Regions from separate parts of the Homo sapiens genome. Here region 2 is linked to region 1. The links are chromatin contacts, found by Hi-C or POLR2A ChIA-PET in ENCODE. All regions are on one chromosome and are shown on one strand. Each heading gives the region's core, a stretch centred on a gene start or an enhancer-like site at or near the end of the contact. The rest is flanking DNA. Distances are from core to core; before and after follow the strand shown.

Evidence for each region. Hi-C counts contacts between places; a loop is a spot of excess contacts on that map. ChIA-PET counts read pairs that join two places held with the same protein, here RNA polymerase II (POLR2A). Pooled maps may share reads with other maps.
Region 2: a pooled map shows a loop between it and region 1 (8-fold over the local background). The contact joins the promoter of COX7B here to the enhancer-like site in region 1. A Hi-C loop is called at or near these places in 6 of 37 single-sample maps with no recorded cell type and 8 of 50 pooled maps. POLR2A ChIA-PET finds 5 or more read pairs at or near these places in 10 of 52 experiments (AG04449, CD4-positive, alpha-beta T cell, GM12878 and 7 more).

Annotation. Positions count from the first base shown.
Region 1 is chrX:78,061,655-78,068,074 of GRCh38, forward strand. No RefSeq gene overlaps it. Among named protein-coding and RNA genes, the nearest start is that of PGK1, 39 kb to the right of the region's middle. RefSeq lists an enhancer at 3,346-3,635. Within about 2 kb of position 3,422, at least 5 of the 41 ENCODE cell types and tissues checked have a DNase peak (open chromatin) inside an H3K27ac peak, as active enhancers do; they include GM12878, where a contact is called at or near this core.
Region 2 is chrX:77,897,502-77,904,472 of GRCh38, forward strand. It overlaps COX7B (cytochrome c oxidase subunit 7B), which reads left to right and starts at 1,967. Exons shown (of 3, transcript NM_001866.3): 1 at 1,967-2,092; 2 at 5,142-5,266. The coding sequence starts at 2,053. RefSeq lists an enhancer at 1,921-2,170.

The DNA.
Region 1 (6,420 bases), core at 2,172-4,671:
CCAGCCTGGTCAACATGGTGAAACCCTGTCTCTACTTAAAAAAAAAAAAAAATAGCTGGGTGTGGTGGGTGGCACCTTTAATGCCAGCTACTCAGGAGGCTGAGGCAGGATAAGCACTTGAACCCGGGAGGCGGAGGTTGCAATGAGCCAAGATTGTGCCGCTGCACTCCAGCCTGGGAGACAGATCGAGACTCTGTCTAAAAAAAAAAAAAAAAAAAAAAAAATGTGAGGAGCACTGGGCTATCAAAGGGAGGTGCATCCCCAAGTTTCTGGAGGGTGACATACCTGGTAGAAGGCAATTTTGGTCCCTGATACAATAGAGATATGTGAAGGTTAAACTACCAAGACCTGGCTAGAAATTTCTCAGTTCTGCCAAGGGCTGGCCCTGTAACTGGGTTTTTGTGTGTTTCTTCTTCCCTCTATATAGTAGTTGTCTCAAATCAGTTGTTGATTGCATGGCAGTTTAAGGATTCAGTCTCCTCGCAAGCTTCTCTTGGGGATAATTTTAGGGGAAAAAACAAATTCTGTACCCTAAACCAAACTAAATGTGGACAAAATGGAAAATCTCTTCAGATAGGCAGCCAAATTTGTGGTAGAATTAAAGGGTCAGATGGGAAAGGAGTAAGGTGAGACAGCCTGGTCACAAGACTTGAACACAGCTGGAACCTAGAGGTAAAAGTAGCACACTGGTTTCAGGAAGGAAAGAGGGGAAGACAGGCCTCTCTCTACCAGTCAACTGTGCAATTCTAGGCACATTTGCTGGAACTGCTCCCAAAACAGGGCCTGAACCAGCTGAGCAACCCCAAGAGCTTCCAGGGAGCAAGAAATCTGGAGGAATCTGTAATGGGCAGAAGGTGAAATCTCATTAGAAACCTGTTTGCTTTTGTAACACATGACAAGCAGGATTTTGACACTTGCGAAGAAGCTCCCCAGAGCCTGGAGAAAAAGATGAAATCTGAAAAGGAAGAGAATGCTTCTTGCCTTTGGCCACATGTCCTAAGAGGTGTCTGAAGAGATATGTGAATCAATCATCTTGATTGCTGATTGATATGTGAGAGCAACCATCATAAGGCTTTGAAGATTCCCAAGAGAAGGTCCTTATTTTAGAAAAAATCTGACTACAGAAGGAGGAACAACAGGAACGTGTACCAAGTGTACTGTATTAGTCAGGGTTCCCTATAGGGACAGAACTAATAGGATATATATATATATATCTGAGTTTATTAACTTACGTGATCACAAGGTCCCACAATAGGCTGTCTGCAAGCTTGAGGAGAAAGGAGAGCCAGTCTGAGTCTCAAAACTGAAGAACTTGGAGTCCAATGTTTGAAGGCAGGAAGCATCCAACACAGGAGAAAGATGTAGGCTGGGACACTAGACCAGTCTTGCCTTTTCACATTTCTCTGCCTGCTTTATATTCACTCGCAGCTGATTAGATTGTGTCCACCAGATTAAGGGTGGGTCTGCCTTCCACAGCCCACTGATTCAAATGTTAATTTCCTTTGGCAACACCCTCGCAGACACACCCAGGATCAATACTTTGCCTCCTTCAATCCAATCAAGTTGACACTCAGTATTAACCATCACATGTACCAAGAGCTTCTAACAGGTATGTTGTTTTCCTTGACTCTTGATTGCATCCCAGCAATATACAGGGCATTATGGGAAGAAGTCCTTGGTTTCTCAGAATGGTACCAAGAAATAGATAGCATTGCTAGAGACTGAGGGATCAAGAAAAAATAATTTTTTCTTCAAAGTAACTCACTTCAGAAATTCCACCATAGACACTGGCATTACATAGAGGCAGACAAGCATTTATTTTAATATTGCCCAATAAGCCTCTGATCCCTGATACTTATACCTTTCTGCCCATACCCAGCAGCTTAAGCATTTCTTAAGAGTTTGAGGTCCCCACATACATCCCAAGATGGGTGTTGCCGTAACTACTGTGCAAAATCTGCTATACAAGTTATTATAATGCTTTAAAAATGTAATTCCAAGCTCAGTCTAATAAACTCTCTAAGACAGCATATACAAGTTTAGGGTTAATTTCCATTTTGACCACTGCAGTCATTCTTGATTGGGTTTCACCACACCTCAGATATGCCAGGAGCAGGCAGTTAAAAGGAGCAGGTAGAATTCTACACAGAACTCTGGGCTCAAATTACCCACAGTCTATGCAGTAGCCTTTGGGGAACAGGCATCAAGTTCTGTTTTGCACCACCTCTGCTGAGGTGGTAAGAGCACTGGATTTGAGGTCAGGAGGCTTGGATTTGAATTTCAGTCATACATACCCTCTTGGTAACTGGGTTCTTGTCAAGTGTCCAGGAAGAATCAGGTCACATGGACTTGAAGAGTGTTGAATGTGAAGACTTTATTAAGCAGTGGAAGTGGCCCTCAGCAGAAGGGGAGCTGAAAGGGGGATGGAGCAGGAAGAAGGCCAGGCTTCAGGGAAGCCATTTGTCCACAGATGGCAACTGCTAAAAGGGCATTATTTATAACGCACATCTTCTGGGGCTCCAGAGGTCATGGGCAACTGCTAGACACTGTTGCAAGCTGGTACAGGATTTGTTCCTGCCAGCATCTAAAGGCACTTGACCTGGCTCCTGCACCCACTCACCTGCGTGCTCCCCCTCCCTCAAGGGGTTTGAGGTCAATTTGAGCAAAATGAGTCCCCCCACCCACACCCTTGCAAGTCCCTTGAGGGAGTCAGGGAACTCTCCTGTCCTCCAGTCTCACTACTTCTCTGGGCCTCCTTTTCTCTTCTGTAAAACGTCATGGAAAATCGTGTGACAAGACTGAAAATTGTCAATGCTAAGCAATTCTGAAGTGCTTTTTCTGGGCATCAAGTTCCATTAGATCCCTTAGACTAGAGTATGGACCCTGGGTCACCTCCTTTCTCATTTCTTCCATTCCCACGCTAATGCTAAATAGTAGCACTGTCAAAAAACTGCCAAGGGTGGAAATGGAAGTATCCATTCCTTCCACTTCCACAGAGAAAGCCTAGAATATTTTTTAAAAAATAAGCTATTTACACTTTATAGCAAGCTTTTTTTTTGAGACAGAGTCTTGCTCTGTTGCCCAGGCTGTAGTGCAATGGTGCAATTTCGGCTCACTGCAACCTCCGCCTCCCGGGTTCAAGCGATTCTCTTGCCTCAGACTCCCAAGTAGCTGGGATTACAGGCACCCACCACCATGCCCAGCTAATTTTTTGTATTTTTAGTAGAAATGGGGTTTTGCCATGTTGGCCAGGCTGGTCTCAAACTCCTGACCTCAGGTGATCCACCCACCTCTGCCTCCTAAAGTGCTGGGATTACAGGCATGAGCCTCTGTGCCTGGCCTATAATGAGCTTTTGACTGAGACTCTTAAAGTCCCTTTTCACAGATGGTATAAGGCGTTATTTGAAGGAATGTCACACTCCTCATGAGAGTGAGTCATGAGTTCCATATGAGTCATGTTTTTTTTTTAAACTCTCACTATGACTCCATTACACATTTTGAGCTTTCCACAGACCCTTATTCTCTGCCCCTGTCTACAAGTTCACAATGCCTTTGAAGGATGCTGGCAAAAGCAATGGGGTCATCAGCCTTGGAAAGAAACTCAGAAGTTCTCATGAGGTATGATAAACCTCGTAAGTGTGACAAGATGAGGTTTCTGATCTCAGAGTTAAGTTTATCTCCTGCTGGAAAAGTGTTTGATTTGACTGCTGACAAATCTGTGCACTCTGTATTATGTAGGCTCCAGTGAAAGAGTGAGGTCAAAGACTGCTATTCCCTGATGGGTCAGCCCTTCTCTTCAGAAGCCAGTTGTGAAGGTTTCAGTGTTGAGGGGAAAATTTAGCTTGAGGGATGTGTGTGTTTGTGTTTCCCTCTGCTTAAGCTGTGGTGACCTTGGGAGGGTTGTGAGCTGATTATTTTCTGTAGTGATACACAAGGTAGAGACTGACTTGATAACTGAGGGTTGGGGTTAGTTCTAATATCCTCAGCAATGATTTGGTGCAGGGGCAAACTGAGGAGGAAGCCATGGGAATTGTTAGAAATCAAGGCCGGGCCAGGCACGGTGGCTCATGCCTGCAATCCTAGCACTCTGGGAGGCCAAGGCAGGCAGATCACTTGAGGCCAGGAGTTCGAGACCAGCCTGGCCAACATAGTGAAAACTCGTCTCTACTAAAAATATTACTTTTAATGGCAAAAGCCACAATTACTTTTGCAATAACCTAATACAAAAATTAGCTGGGCATGGTGGCGCATGCCTGTAATCCCAGCTACTAGCTGAGGCATGAGACTTGCTTGAACCTGGGAAATGGAGGTTTCAGTGAACCAAGATCATGCCGTGGCACTCCAACCTGGGCGACAGAGTGAGACTCTGTCTAAAACAGAAAAGAAAAGAAAGAAAAGAAAAGAAAAGAAAAGAAAAGAAAAAAGATATCAAGGCCAAACTCTGATAGGTTATGCCAGTTGTTTACAGAGTGTGGTCTCTGGAACCAGTAACATCAACATCACCTGGGAAATTGATGAAAATTCAAGTTCTTGGGCTGCTCTCCAGACAAGTGAATCTACAGCTTCTACGGTGGAGCCCAGCAATTCACAGTTCAACAAGCCTTCCAGCATGATTCTGATTCATGCTATTGTTTGAGAACTACTGGGTTAAGAGCTTTAGTTCTCAACCTGGGCTGCATACCCAAGTTGTTTGTTTTAAAATAGAAATTCTGGGATGGGGCCCAGTATCCCTAGATAACTCTGATGTTCAGGCAGGATTGAGAACCACAAGCACATTCTCTCCTTAGGGGCAAGTTACTTGGGATTATGGGAAGTTTTTGTCATGGGCCTTTCATCTCCTTGTTGGGATTATAGGTTGGAGTTTTAGGATTACATGGAGTTTCCTGGCCCAGGGCCTGTCTCTGTGATGGAATTGAGGCCGAGTTAAAAAGTGATGGCTGTGCTTCTTGATAGAGAAGTTAGGGTCTGTCTGGCTATTGGTCCCCCATCTCTCTCCTCCCTTAAAAATCTAGGCCAGGTGTGGTGGCTCATGCCTATAATCCCAGCACTTTGGGAGGCCAAGGTGGACAGATCAAGAGGTCAGGAGTTCAAGACCAGCCTGACCAACATGGTGAAACCCTGTCTCTGCTAAAAACACAAAAATTAGCCAGGCGTGGTGGCACGCACCTGTAATCCCAGCTACTCGGGAGCCTGGGGCAGGAGAATCGTTTGAACCTGGGAGGCGGAGGTTGCAGTGAGCCAAGATTGCACCGCTGCACTCCAGCCTGGGTGACAGAGTGCGACTCTGTCTCAAAAAACAAAACAAAGCAAAACAAAACAAAACAAAACAAAAACTCTAGAAGGCCAGGCACGGTGGCTCATGCCTGTAATCCCAGTACTTTGGGAGGCCAAGGCGGGCGGATTGGTTGAGGTCAGGAGTTGGAGACCAGCCTGGCCAACATGGTGAAACCCCGTCTCTACTAAAAATACAAAAAGTAGCTGGGCATGGTTGCACACATCTGTGATCCCAGCTACTCGGGAGGCTGAGGCAGGAGGATTGCTTGAACCTGGGAGGTGGAGGTTGCAGTGAGCTGAGATCGCATTGCTGCACTCCAGCCTGGGCAACAGAGTGAGGCTCTATCTCAATAATTAATTAATTAATTAAAAATAAAAAATAAATAAAAATCTAGAAGAAGCAGTTGGCCTTCTTTGTACAGAGGCCTGGAAGAAGAGGTTCTGCAGAAATAGTGAATGGTGGATGATGGTTGCCAAGATACAGTTATGTTAGCCCCTGAACCTTCTCTATTTCAAACTAGGCATCTCTAGTTATTTTAGTTCTTTCACCTTCTCCCTATTATGCCCAACTCCATTAGACACGTGGTATATGACCTTGGGCTTCTTTTGCTTTCATTTCTACATTTTAGAACAGGAACAATGCCTGTTATCACTCAAAATGTTAAGGGGACAGGCAGGGATGAGGGAAGGACCAATGAGGGGAGACTACCTACATTTGCCAATGTTTAAGATGCACAAGACAGTAAAACTATCTCCATTACACAGTGAATTTGTGTGTGTGTGTGTGTGTGTTGGTGGGGGGGGTCTCAACTCTTTATCATACTTGTTTTAAAAGTGATTTAATAGTGTTTTTCAGGGGCAAAATTTAGTTCATTCATTTAAATATTGAATTCTGGAGCAGTGGTGAGATAATACAAACTTGTGTTTGCAGTTAAGCCAATCTGTCATTTCATATCTCCTTCTCTTGGCTTCCTGTCATAATAACAGTATGCTATAGACACTGAGTAATGTACATATACATTTGGCGGAAAGTATATTGAATACAGGTACATATGGTAACATCAACTGCAGGACTGTGTGCTAGATATTTACATTTCTTATCTCACCATATTTAATCCTTACAAAAATCTTGTGAGATTCTTATTG
Region 2 (6,971 bases), core at 717-3,216, 170 kb before region 1:
AAGGCAAAACGTTACAACATCTATAATTTGGCAATATCTAAAAAAACTACACATATATTTATCCTTTAATCCAGCAATCCCACTTCTAGTAACCTACCTTGGAGAGAGACATCCAGCAATATGAAAATATGTGTGCACAAAGTTATTCATTTCAGCATTATTGAAATTGAAATATTCTTGAAACTACCTAAATATTCCAACATAGGAGATTGACTGAATATACTATAGCACATATACACCACAGATTTTGCAGCTGTAAAAAAGGAATGAGGAAGACTTATGTAAAATGATAATGGATTTTTATGCTACATTTGTATAAAATAGAGAAATAAGAAAACATACAGGTATTTGCCTATTTTTGCAAAAGGAAACACACAAGATAAACCAGAAAGTAATGAAATCGGTTACCTATAGGAATTGGTGGAAATGGAATGCAACAGTTAGGGGAGGGAATGACACTTCTCTAAGTACACTAGTCTGTTTAGTTTTGACTTTTGGAATAATGTTAATATTTTCAATAGTCAAAATGTATAATCAAAGCATTTAGTTTTACACGATGAAAAAGTCTTAGAGATGAATAATGGTGATAGTTGCACAACAATGTGAATGCCATTAATGCCACTGAACTGTATGTATTTTATTTTTTTTGTTTTGGGACAGGTCTCAGGCTAGAGTGCAGTGGTGCGATCTTGGCTCACTGTAACCTCCGCCTCCCCGGTTCAAGCAAGTCTCATGCCTCAGCCTCCCGAGTAGCTGGGATTAGAAGCATGTGCCACCATGCCCAGCTAATTTTTTGTATATTAGTAGAGACGGGGTTTTGCCGTGTTGCCATTTCTTTTCTTTCTTTTTTTTCTTTTCTTTTCTTTTCTTTTTTTTTTTTGAGACGGAGTCTTGCTCTGTCACCAGGCTGGAGTGCAGTGGTGGTATCTTGGCTCACTGCAACCTCCGACTCCCTGGTTCAAGCGATTCTGCCGCCTCAGTCTACAGAGTAGCTGGGATTACAGGCACATGCCACCACGCCCAGCTAATTGTTGGTATTTTTAGTAGAGATGGGGTTTCACCATGTTGGCCAGGATGGTCTCGATCTCCTGACCTCGTGATCCGCCCACCTCGGCCTCCCAAAGTGCTGGGATTACAGGCGTGAGCCACCGCGCCAGGCCTAACAGCTTTCTTTTCTTTCTTTCTTTTTGAGACGTAGTCTCGCTCTGTCGCCCAGGCTGGAGTCCAGTGGCACGTTCTCGGCTCACTGCAACCTCCGCCTCCCGGGTTCAAGTGATTATTCTGCCTCAGCCTCCTGAGTAGCTGGGATGACAGGCGCGCGCCACCACGCCGGCTAATTTTTGTATTTTTAGTAGAGACGGGGTTTCACCATCTTGGCCAGGCTGGTCTCGAACTCCGACCTCGTGATCCGCCCACCTTGGCCTCTCAAAGTGCTGGGATTACAGGCGTGAGCCACCGCGCCCGGCCAATAGCTTTCCAAAGTTATTTTATCACGTATTTATCTACATATTACAGAAGTTTTTACTGTTCTTGCAACTTTTCTCTAAACTTGACGTTATTTGAAAACTAAAAGCTAAGCCAATTAGTATAGTAGTAATAGCAGACAAAAAAAATGAGAGAAGTAAAGGAAGTTTTGGGGGAACAGAAAGAAGAAAGAGCTAGTGTGGAGATACTAAACCGAAGCTTGTGGAACTTGAACGCCATTTTGAAGCTAGTTCCTTAGACGATTCGGTCGAAGATCTGTCTCTCGGCTGCCCTCTATAGAGCTCTAAACCTGGCTTCAAGGAGTTCTTTCATTCTTCATTAGATACCACCCACCATACGTCATTTTATAAAGCCGGAAACTACATTTCCCAAAAGGCCTTTATTTTTCCTCGCGGGAAAAGGGATTGCAATTACTATAGGTTTTACAGGTATCGCGAGATTTCGTCAAATCTCATTACGGATCCCGGCTGAAAGCCATTTTGTTTTTCAGCTCACTTCAAGGGTACCTGAAGCGAATTGGCACCAAAGCAGCAGCTGTATTGCCGCAGTTCTAGCTTCACCTTCACGATGTTTCCCTTGGTCAAAAGCGCACTAAATCGTCTCCAAGGTGAGCAAAAATTATGACAAATCATTTACAACAACCTTATATCAATGTGTCCTCGCGGCCTCTCGTGTGCTTTCCTTTTACGAACATCTCGGCCTTCTAATCTTGAATGCTGTCTGTCTCCCATCTCGTCCCAAGTCATTGGGATGATGTCCTTAGCATTGGCTTTATCACCCAGTATTTCTGTTTCGGTTTCCAGCTCTCTTTCTGTTATCGGAGTGATAGTCTAGCCCTGCTTTTTAATTCTTCAGTAACCTTTGATTTCAGGGAAGGACATTCTTGGTAGACACCTCGTTCCTTAAGTGATGTCCTACATTTTAGCTTTGGGGATATGTTTACTCCTAACCCTGTATAGAAAAATATCTTCTCCAATTCCTATTACTGTAATAGACGGAAACTGTAAATCTAGCTCTTCACCTGGTTTAATTGCAGGGAAACAACCCAAATGGTATCGATGCAGCTTTGAAGTTATTTGTGGATTAACAATGTTAGCTGGCCAGGCGCGGTGGCTCACACTTGTAATCCCAGCACTTTGGGAGGCCAAGGCGGGCGGATCCCCTGAGGTCAGGAGTTCGAGACCAGCCTGGCCAACATAGTGAAACGCCGTCCCTACTAAAAATACAAAAATTAGCCGGGCGTGGTGGTGGGCGCCTGTAATCCCAGCTACTTGGGAGGCTGAGGCAAGAGAATCGCTTGTACCCGGGAGGCGGAGGTTGCAGTGAGCCAAGACTGCTACTGCACTCCAGCCTGGGCAACAAGAGCGGGACTCCGTCTCGAAAACAAAAACAAAACAATGTTAGCTGTCCTGAAGGCAATCGTGGTCATTTTTTTCTTATCCAAAGGTTGGGCAGGTACAGGGAGTTTTGAGACCAGCATTATGTAGAGAAAATGCAATAGATTGAGGAGAACAAATTAATTTTCATACTTGATTTGCACCGAAGGTGACCTTGAGTAACGTGGGCAGTTGTTACACAATGAAGGTGACCCGTAATTACTATTTAGTTTGTTTAGCCATCTTTTGATTTTCACTTAATAGAATCATTGGAGGATATTATTAGATTGTGTCCTAAACTCTTAAGCAACTTTGAAAATAACCACAAAATATTAGCTGGACTATTTTCATATTCCCAAAGTAGCATTTATTATCTCTTTTACTTTGGGCATATGATTTAGCCTCTCTCAACCTCAGTTTCCTTCTTTGTAAAATAAGTAATTTGTAAATAATGCCTACTTCATGGGGTTGTTGAGGATTATATGAGATCACCAATGTGTGGTAATTAAACAGTTGTCACAGAGGAGAGGTCTGATGAAATCCACCAGAGTTACATGAGTGTGTTGAAGTTATGAGATGTTGCAGAATTTTTTGGTAGTCTTAATTTCTTTGCTCTTTGAGCAAATAGGGCCACCTTGTACCTCAGGAAAGGTTTTTTGTTTTTTTTTCAGCGTGGAATTCACATGCCCACTTTTTATCTTTTCTGGAGCAGAATATATTATGAAATATTTGTAAATTTGCCTATCCCGGTGTGACTAAAAGATGAAAAGGGAAAGCTATGTAAGACAGTTAGAAGATCTGATAATGGTCTAATAACTATCATGAAGTAACCCATTGTACCATGTAGAAATATTCATTGCTAGTGAATGGGCAACATTGCAGTTTCTTTTTTTTTTTTTTGAGACAAAGTTTCGCTCTTGTTGCCCAGGCTGGAGTGCAGTGGCTCAATCTTGGTTCACTGCAATCTCCGTCTCCTAGGTTCAAGTGATTCTCCTGCCTCAGGCTCCCTAGCTTTTCATTATATATGTAAGTACCTTTGGAGGCTCTTTAAAACGATAAGAACCTGCCCCTTAAATTGGACAGGAAGAAAAAAAAAAACAGCTAGAAACAAGCTTTTTCCAGTCTCGGCTGTTTCCCAAGCCCTCCTTTTTAGTTCTTCCAGGGGCCGTTTGAAAACTTTTGTTCTTCTCTTTCTACTGGTATAATACTAACAGCAAACTTTATCATTCTGCTCAAAAACTAAGTCCTTAGCTAATTCTGCTTCCTTGTACGATACTGATTTTTATCTACATGTGTAATCCTCTAGACTGGAAGTTACTTGAGGACAGGATCTCTGTCTTATACTTTTTTATATACCCCATTTCTCATTTTTTATTTTTAGGGACAGAGAATTGCTCTGTTACCCAGGCTGGAGTGTAGTGGTGTGATCATAGCTCACTGCATCCTCTAACTCCTGGACTCAAGTGATCGTCCGGCCACAGCCTCCTGAGTAGCTGGGACTACAGGTGTGCATGCACCACCATGCCCGGCTAATTTTTAATTTTCAATTTTTTTGTAGAGACAGGGTCTCACTATGTTTCACAGACTGGTCTGAAACTCCTGGCCTCAAGCGATCCTCCTACCTTGGCCTCCGAAAGTATTGGGATTACAGATGTGAGCCACTGTGCCTGGCCCATTAATTTTTTAAAAATCAAGATTACTCTAGTTGTGGCGAGTTTTTTTGTTACTGTAGTAATTTTACAGTCATAAGCATTTAGTGTGCTTTAATTTGAAGTTCATTTGAGTTCATTTGCCCTTGTATGTTGTAAGTTGTTGGGCTCTATTGAGTAAACTTTAATGAAAATTTAAGTCATAAGTATTCAAATTAATCAATGGGAGCCAAAATTTCAGGGGTTATGCAAATACCACTTTGTAGAGAATGTTACTGACATCATTCATTCTTTGCTTTTTTCCCCCAACACTATTATGAAAACTCTCAGACATACTGAAGAGTTGGAAGAATCGTATGAACACCCATATACCCACCACAAAGATTCTACAGTTAACATTTTGCTATTTGTTTTATCATGTATTTGTCCATCTGTCAATTCATCTTATTTTTGTTGCATTTCAAAGTACACTGCTTTAATAGCTACAATATGTTTTAACATTTTATTGAACTACATAATACTGTAAAATTAACTTCCTTGGCTTTCCTGATTGGCAGTATCAATCACATATGTTTTCTTTACCTGACAATTGATAATATGCTTCTGTATTCTTTTTTCGTTTTCCTGTAAGTTCGAAGCATTCAGCAAACAATGGCAAGGCAGAGCCACCAGAAACGTACACCTGATTTTCATGACAAATACGGTAATGCTGTATTAGCTAGTGGAGCCACTTTCTGTATTGTTACATGGACATATGTAAGTACTATTGATTAATAATTTCTGTTTCAGATGTTTTTCATTCTCAGTCTATGCATTCAAAGTGTCTTAACATAGTAGTGTACATATCTAGTTAGGAGGGACTTGAGAGATTGTGTAATCTAATTACCCACACAGTGCAGGGGATTTTTTCCCCCCAGCATTCATCCATCTTCTGTTCTTAACATTCCCAGTAATAAATTGCTTACTGGATCACAAGGCAGCCCTTTCCATCTTGTGTAGCTGTTTTTTTTGTTTTTGTTTTTTTTTTTTTTTAAGAAGAAGTCTTGCTGTGTCCCCCAGGCTGGAGTGCAGTGGTGCGATCTTGGCTCACTGCAACCTCTGCCTCCTGGGTTCAAGCACTTCTTCTGCCTCAGGCTCCCAAGTAGCTGGGACCACAGGTGTGTGCCACCAGGCCTGGCTATTTTTTTTTTTTTTTTTTTTTGAGACGGAGTCTTGCTCTGTTGCCCAGGCTGGAGTGCAGTGGCGCGATCTCGGCTCACTGCAACCTCTGCCTCCTGGGTTCAAGTGATTCTCCTGTCTCAGCCTCCCAGGTAGCGGGATTACAGGCGCCCTCCAGTACGCCTGGCAGATTTTTGTATTTTTAGTAGAGACGGGGTTTCACCATGTTAGTTAGGCTGGTCTTGAACTCCTGACCTCAGGTGATCCGCCCGCCTTGGTTTCCCAAAGTGCTAGGATTACAGGTGTGAGCCACTGTGCCCAGCCTTGTGTAGCTGTTAAAAGGATCATATGGTGAGTTAAAATCTGCCTTTTTCCTATGCTACCCATTGTTCATTGAAGCACAGAAATTCTGACCCACTTCCATATAACAGCCATCAGATAATAGAAAATTGCTATCATATCTCCTCAATTTTCTTTTTCAAATTAAACATCCTTAGTTCTATCAGTAATTTTTTTGTTCATGGTTTCCAGGATTTTTACTGTCTTGGATCGCCTTCCTGGACATAACTTCACTTAACAATTTTTCTTTTAAAATTTTACACTCAGAACTTAGCACAGTATTCGTGACAGATGAGATGTAATGTATCTTTTTATATTTTAGTTTCTTTACATCTTACATTTAACAATCTATCTTTCAGTCACTGTTACTTACTGGCTAAAAGTAGGAGTCCTGAAGTCTGTGTTTTTTTTTTTTGTTTTGTTTTTTGTTTTTTTTTTTTTTGAGATGGAATCTTGCTCTGTCGCCCAGGCTGGAGTGCAGTGGCGCGATCTCTGCTCACTGCAAACTCCGCCTCCCGGGTTCACGCCATCCTCCTGCCTCAGCCTTCCGAGTAGCTGGGACTACAGGTGCCCACCACCATGCCCGGCTAATTTTTTGTATTTTTAGTAGAGATGGGGTTTCACCGTGTTAGCCAGGATGGTCTCGATCTCCTGACCTCGTGATCCACCCACCTCGGCCTCCCAAAGTGCTGGGATTACAAGCGTGAGCCACTGCGCCCGGCCCGAAGTCTTAATAAATGCATAAGTTGGTTTAAAAAGATACAAATTAATCCTTAATGTAATAAACTTTATTTAAATAAATAGGCCTTTTTAGTTTTTGTTTTGATCTTCCTGAAATCAAATATTAAGATGTGTGCCTAGGCTGGGCATGGTGGCTCACGCCTGTAGTCCTAGCACTTTGGGAGGCCCTGGCGGGTGGATCACCTGAGGTCAGGAGTTTGGTACTAGCATGGTGAAACCCCAT